2 separate regions of the Homo sapiens genome follow, and region 2 is linked to region 1. A link is a contact called in ENCODE Hi-C or POLR2A ChIA-PET data. All regions are on one chromosome and are shown on one strand. The core of a region is the stretch at or near the end of the contact, and the rest is flanking DNA. Distances in the headings are between cores, read along the strand shown.

Region 1 (2,878 bases), core at 195-2,694:
CAGAAACCTGTACGGAACAACCACTCTTAACATAGAAAAGGGTATTATAATTTGAAAGCTACAGCTCTTGCCCTAGCACCCAGTTTGACCTCTCCCTATGAGAGAAATGGCCTCTTGAACACCTGAGGGTTAACTAGCCAAGAAAGGGGTTGCTGCTGAGATGGAGGGAGAGATTAGATGGGGAATAATAAACACATAGCTCTGGCTGCTGTACCTCTGGTCACCTCCCAGGATAGGCATCCCTAATTGATTACAGTACTCTTTCCTGCTGAGCTGGGATGAGGCCTCAGAATTGTTCCCAATACCATGTATCAGGAGCCAATCAATTAGGGCTGACATAGCAATGAAATGCATCTGCCCTCCTTTGATTCGGTTTTTACTGCCAAATGGGCTGTGGATGAGGCCGCTGAGTGGGGGCAGAACATTCATGTCCAGGTTGGAAGCAGGCAGATTGTCAGCCAGGGAAGCTTATAACAGGATATATTTTTAAGGTATTTATTTGTATTGATTCTTCCTTCCCTCCCCACTTCGTCTAAGTAGAGAGCAAGGCCCTTATAATTCCCTGCCTGTAGGATTTTGTTGGGCAAAAAGCATAAGATAGAGTAGTACCTCCTTTCTCTTACAAGAAATTAAACTGAATAAAAAGATTCCTTGCTATGTGCTCCAAAAGAAAGAAGGGAGAAGGGAATCATTTAGGATCATTGGAGTCATTGTTTTGCAGGCATGTGGGTGGAAGGAGAAAGGAGAATATAGATAAACGACCTCTAGCAGTCAGGGTCCCAGCAGGAAGACGATGCCCTCAAATTAGAATAGGAGAGGCTACAAGGAAGACGGAAGTACACTGTGTCTAGTAACAGCGGAGCTGTTATCACCAATTGGCCCAAAGGGATGAGGGGAGGGTTTGGTCCATGGAGTATAAAGGAGAGGGTGGTGTAGAGAGGCGGATCTAGAAAGAAGCAGCTATGCAGGGAGGGAGTCTACCTCGTTCTCTTCTATCCTTCTCTCTCCTGCTGGGGCTCCCTGTGGCCAAAACAAATCAGGAACCAAAGGCCAATGAAGTTTCTGTAAGATGGAAGTAGTAGCTCATCCAGGTCAGCAGGGAGCAGAGTGGCAAGGCGTGGGGGCATGGATGGAAGGCAAATGGAATATGTCTGTCACTACTCACACCATTTCCTTCAACATCTACTCTTGCCTTAACCTGGCTGAAAAGATTTTGTATTCATCACAGGGGACAAGTGAAGTCCTGCCAGCTACGATAGCATCAAGGGATGCTATAAACTCAGTTTTACTTTCACCTGAAACTTTAAACATTAGCCACTATCAGGTTCTACTACAGGATAGTGAAGGAAAATGGGGAAATGAAATAAGTAATAAACATAGCTGCCATAGTCCCCAGTTTGGTTGTTGATTTTATGGTCTAACTTGAGGATCATGTATTTGTCATCTTCTACTGTCTGCTCCATTTCCCCTTTCTCTTGCCAGCGCCTCAGCTGGATGGGCCCCAGTGAATACTCTGAGTCATAGATACAGATTTCCTGACCTCCGATGAGTAGCAGCAGCTCAAGTTTTCCCCGTTAATAAGTCCACTGTGTACACTGTGCTCTTCCCTGATGGTTCAGTACCATGAAATCTCCAATTTGGCATTTTTTTTTTTTAGTGAATTACAACTATCACCATGTTGCCTGGTGGAAGCATTCCCTTCTTTGGTACTAGGATTTCCAAACCCACTGAGCTCAAGCTTGCAGGAACAGGAAGCAAAAATTCTTCAAGTTAGTTATGAGATCTCACTCCTACCTCTGTCCTTTGATTCGCAAACATGTGCATTTTTGCTGTAGGGGGAGACAGTGCCATATATTGGCCATTGGTTTAAGGCATATACCATATTCTGCAGGACAGCGTTCCAACCTTGAAAGCTGGTGTCTCCAGGCTAGCACTATAACAGAACCTTCAGCAGGGCATTCCACTATTCTGTTGAGCAAGCTGCTTCTGCGTGTGAGTGCACATAAGACAGAGCATCCTGTAGGCATGAGCCTATGCCTGCATTTATTTTGTTATAAAATATGTTTTCTGGGCCAAGGTGCGGTGGCTCACGCCTGTAATCCCAGCGCTTTGGGAGGCCAAGGCAAGTGGATCACCTGAGGCCAGGAGTTTGAGATCAGCCTGGCCAACCTGGTGAAACCCCATCTCTACTAAAAATACAAAAATTACCTGGGCATGGTGGTGGGCGCCTATAATCCCAGCTACTCGGGAGGTTGAGGCAGGAGAATCACTTGAACCTGGGAGGCAGACGTTGCAGTGAGCCAAGATCACGCCACTGCACTCCAGCCTGGGCGACAGAGCGAGACTCGTCTCAAAAAAAAAAAAAAAAAAAAGAAAAACATGTTTTCTGGATGGAAATGATGTGGAGTGGCAATCCATGGCAATGGGTAAGGCATTATATTAACCCACAAATGGTGGTATTGATACAAGGATTTTATGGAGTATCTAGTGAAACATAACAAAAGATAGCATATGTGACCTCCAAAAGCCAACACATTGGTTCTTTTTTGTAATCATGGGTGGAGCAAGTTTCAGCACCTTTTCTCACTTTAAGAGGAAAATGTCAACTTTCTATAGATCAATAGACTGTTGTCTATAGAGTCAATATAGAAATAGACTTTTATCATTATGGCAGGCCCCTAAACTTTCTAAAAGTCTGTTTCCTATCTTCTGGCTTCACATGTTTTGCTGAGGCATCTAGAGTGCTTTATACTTTTTGGTCACCAGATCCAATTAGCATCATTTGATCTATATAACAATCATCATATTCTGTGAGCTATTGGGGTGAAAAAGCTTCCTCTGGATCCTCTTGGGAGAGAGAATGAGAGAACTTACCCAG
Region 2 (2,878 bases), core at 204-2,703, 46 kb after region 1:
ATAGATCATTGTATTTATCTTCTACAGGTATGATGAGAGGATTATTTGATCATTTCTACTGAATCATTAAATCAGAAAGATTGCAAAACATTCTGTGAATTATACATGCAAATTGCCTTTAATAACACCAACATTCAGTTGCCTCTGGAATCTAATAAAGAAAATGTTTTTGGTCCACCCAGCAGCATTTATGTAACAGGGCCAACATGAGACATAACAGTGACATTTGAAACGAGCTTCAAATGACATGAAAGCCATTATAATATGACAGTATTATGATGATCTTATTAATTGCCGTGGACATCGTTAGGTACTTTGTTTATTAGACAATTCCAATTGTCTAATATTTAACATTTTAACCTTTCCAATTCTTCCCCTAAATTTTTAAAAACTATTTTAACATGCTAATTTATTTTTTGGGTTTAAGATGGATCTGAGCTAACATTATCTCATTTTAGGAAGCCAGGTAGAAAAATCAACTTTCCCCATCACAAGGATTTATACAATTCCTGGGGATGGACTCAGGCTGGACTGGCTTGGATCACATGACCATATCAGGATCAATCACTGAGGCAGCTGGCGGGGTGGATCCTCTCTCTAACTGGGAGCCCTTCTCTGGTCCTCATGTTTCAAAGGAAAAGACCCATCTCCAAAGAAAAAGGTGGCCATGCTATTAGCAGAAAGGACTAAGGGAAGGAGCTATTCAGAAAAACACAGGTGCGTGCACACACACTCAGACATATACACAGATGTACTTAGACAGACTGAAAAGATACTGGAAGAAAGTATAGTGATGTTGTAATCCCAGCACTTTGGGAGGACCATGATGTCAGGAGATCGAGACCATCCTGGCTAACACGGTGAAACCCCGCCTCTACTAAAAAATACATAAAATTAGCTGGGCATGGTGGCATGTGCCTGTAGTCCCAGCTGTTTGGGAGGCTGAGGCAGGAGAATTGCTTAAACCCGGGAGGCAGAGGTTACAGTGAGCCGAGATTGCGCCATTGCACTCCAGCCTGGGTGACAGAGTGAGACTCCATCTAAAAAAAAAAAAAACAAAACAAAAAAGTATAGTGATGAATGTGTTAGCCACAGTTCTGGATTATGGAATTACTGGGGATATATAATCACATGTTGTTTACTGTACTTGTCCCAGTATTAAGCACTTTGCCTTTTTATACACAGAAGTGATAAGACTTCACTAACACTAGTTTGTTATTGTAAATAAAAGGGGGATTGAAAGCTTTGGCAGAGGTAGAAGAGTTCCAGGCAGTAAGAGAATCGTGGGTGCTCTGTGATCCTCAGAGAAGACTTCTGGCAGGTCAGAAACAGATTGCTTTAATGGCGTAAATGAATGGTCACTCAGCGATGGGGAATAGCAGCTCCTGGAAAGGGCTACAAGGTGCTGCCAAACCGCTGCCCCTTCTTGTTTCACCTCCAGTTTATTCTAAGCAGGGGCACGTGTTTTTCTCTTTTGGTCTTGCTATTCTCAGTCTTGGATTACACATCTCTTCTGACTCATTCATCCATTCAAGCTCAGTTGAGAAAGGTTTTAAACCTCTTCCTCTGACAAAGAATCCTTTATTTAAATATGCCTCCTACCCACGAGAAACAAAGCAGGATTCAGTTACCAAGTATTCCAAAAGCCATTGTTTTCTAAGCGTTTGTCATGTGCGCACATTATTTTATTTCATTTAATAAATTCTGGGTTGCCATTCCAAATTTCAGATGAGGAAATGAAGACATGGAAAAGTTGTGTAACTTGTGGAAAATCATACGGCTTGAAATGACCTAACTGGGATTTGAACGGAAGTTGGTTCCAAGCCCATGACCTCGAAAAGGGAGGGCCTAATACTGCCACATCATAGCTATGTTGTTTTCAGCAAGTCATCTCCACCTGAGTCATAATTTTCTCGACTGTAAAGTCAGAATATTTATACATCCCACCAGCCTGTTGCACTGGCTCTTGGCAAGTTCTATAAGATGACACACAGAAAGGAACTCTGTTCATAATGGATCATGCCTGCACACGTGTGATATTTTGTCCACAGACTGAGCCTCTAGGAGACTGCCTACAGAGTTTGGAGGCACATCCAGTAAAGCTGGAATGCTAGGAAATTCAGGGGGTTGCACAATAGGAGGAAGGGGTAAAATGATGATACTAATAGACTGAGTCTGCAGGTGTGGGTTGGTAAGATGCTAGGCAGAGTCTGGGCAAGGTCAGGTGACCAACTGTCCTGACCTGGCCCAGGACTTGGGGATTTCTAGGGAAGTAGGAATTTCTGTGCTAAAACTGGGAAAGTCCTGAGCAAGCCAAGATGAATTCACTTGGGGAGCTTTGAGGACCAGGCAGCTCGATAGTGACACCATCCATATCTCATAGGTGCCAGCCCCTTCTTTGGCCCTTTTGGAAGAGCAGAGAAAAGCGTGCATTTCCAGAAATAATGAGAGATCAAGGAACCACACTCAGAGAGAACTGTAGTGATTCTCCCCCAAACTCATAGCACCCTGAAAGTGGACTCTTCAGAAGTTTCCTCAGGTCACAAGCCCGTGGCCATCCATTTGGGACATAACACTCAGTCTTTTCCAGGGAGGAGGGGAGGGCTCAGTTGGGAGTCAGAAGCCAAGAGAGCAGGCATTTCGAAGTTTGCACACAGCCTTGCATTTGAATGCTGTCCCTCTGCTAATTCACACTTTCCTTAAAATGCACGCTTTTCCATAGGGTTCCTATGCCTTCCTGACTAGTGAGTTCTTGAGCTCTCCCGTCTTTCTTGTGTGGTAATGTTCAGGCAGGACTGAATACCCAGAGTGGACCTGGTGCAGAAAAAGCTGTGACTCCTACCCCAGCCCACAGTATTCCTATTTAGAAAATTCTGCA

The links. A loop is a pair of places that touch in the nucleus more often than their neighbours do. ChIA-PET counts read pairs that join two places held with the same protein, here RNA polymerase II (POLR2A).
Region 2: a map of MCF 10A shows a loop between it and region 1 (2.5-fold over the local background). The contact joins two enhancer-like sites. A Hi-C loop is called at or near these places in 1 of 168 maps with a recorded cell type or tissue (MCF 10A). POLR2A ChIA-PET finds 5 or more read pairs at or near these places in 1 of 52 experiments (A673).

Annotation. Positions count from the first base shown.
Region 1 is chr15:91,514,072-91,516,949 of GRCh38, forward strand. No RefSeq gene overlaps it. Among named protein-coding and RNA genes, the nearest start is that of CRAT37, 52 kb to the left of the region's middle. RefSeq lists a silencer at 2,848-2,878. Within about 2 kb of position 1,445, at least 2 of the 41 ENCODE cell types and tissues checked have a DNase peak (open chromatin) inside an H3K27ac peak, as active enhancers do.
Region 2 is chr15:91,560,023-91,562,900 of GRCh38, forward strand. No RefSeq gene overlaps it. Among named protein-coding and RNA genes, the nearest start is that of CRAT37, 98 kb to the left of the region's middle. Within about 2 kb of position 1,454, at least 8 of the 41 ENCODE cell types and tissues checked have a DNase peak (open chromatin) inside an H3K27ac peak, as active enhancers do.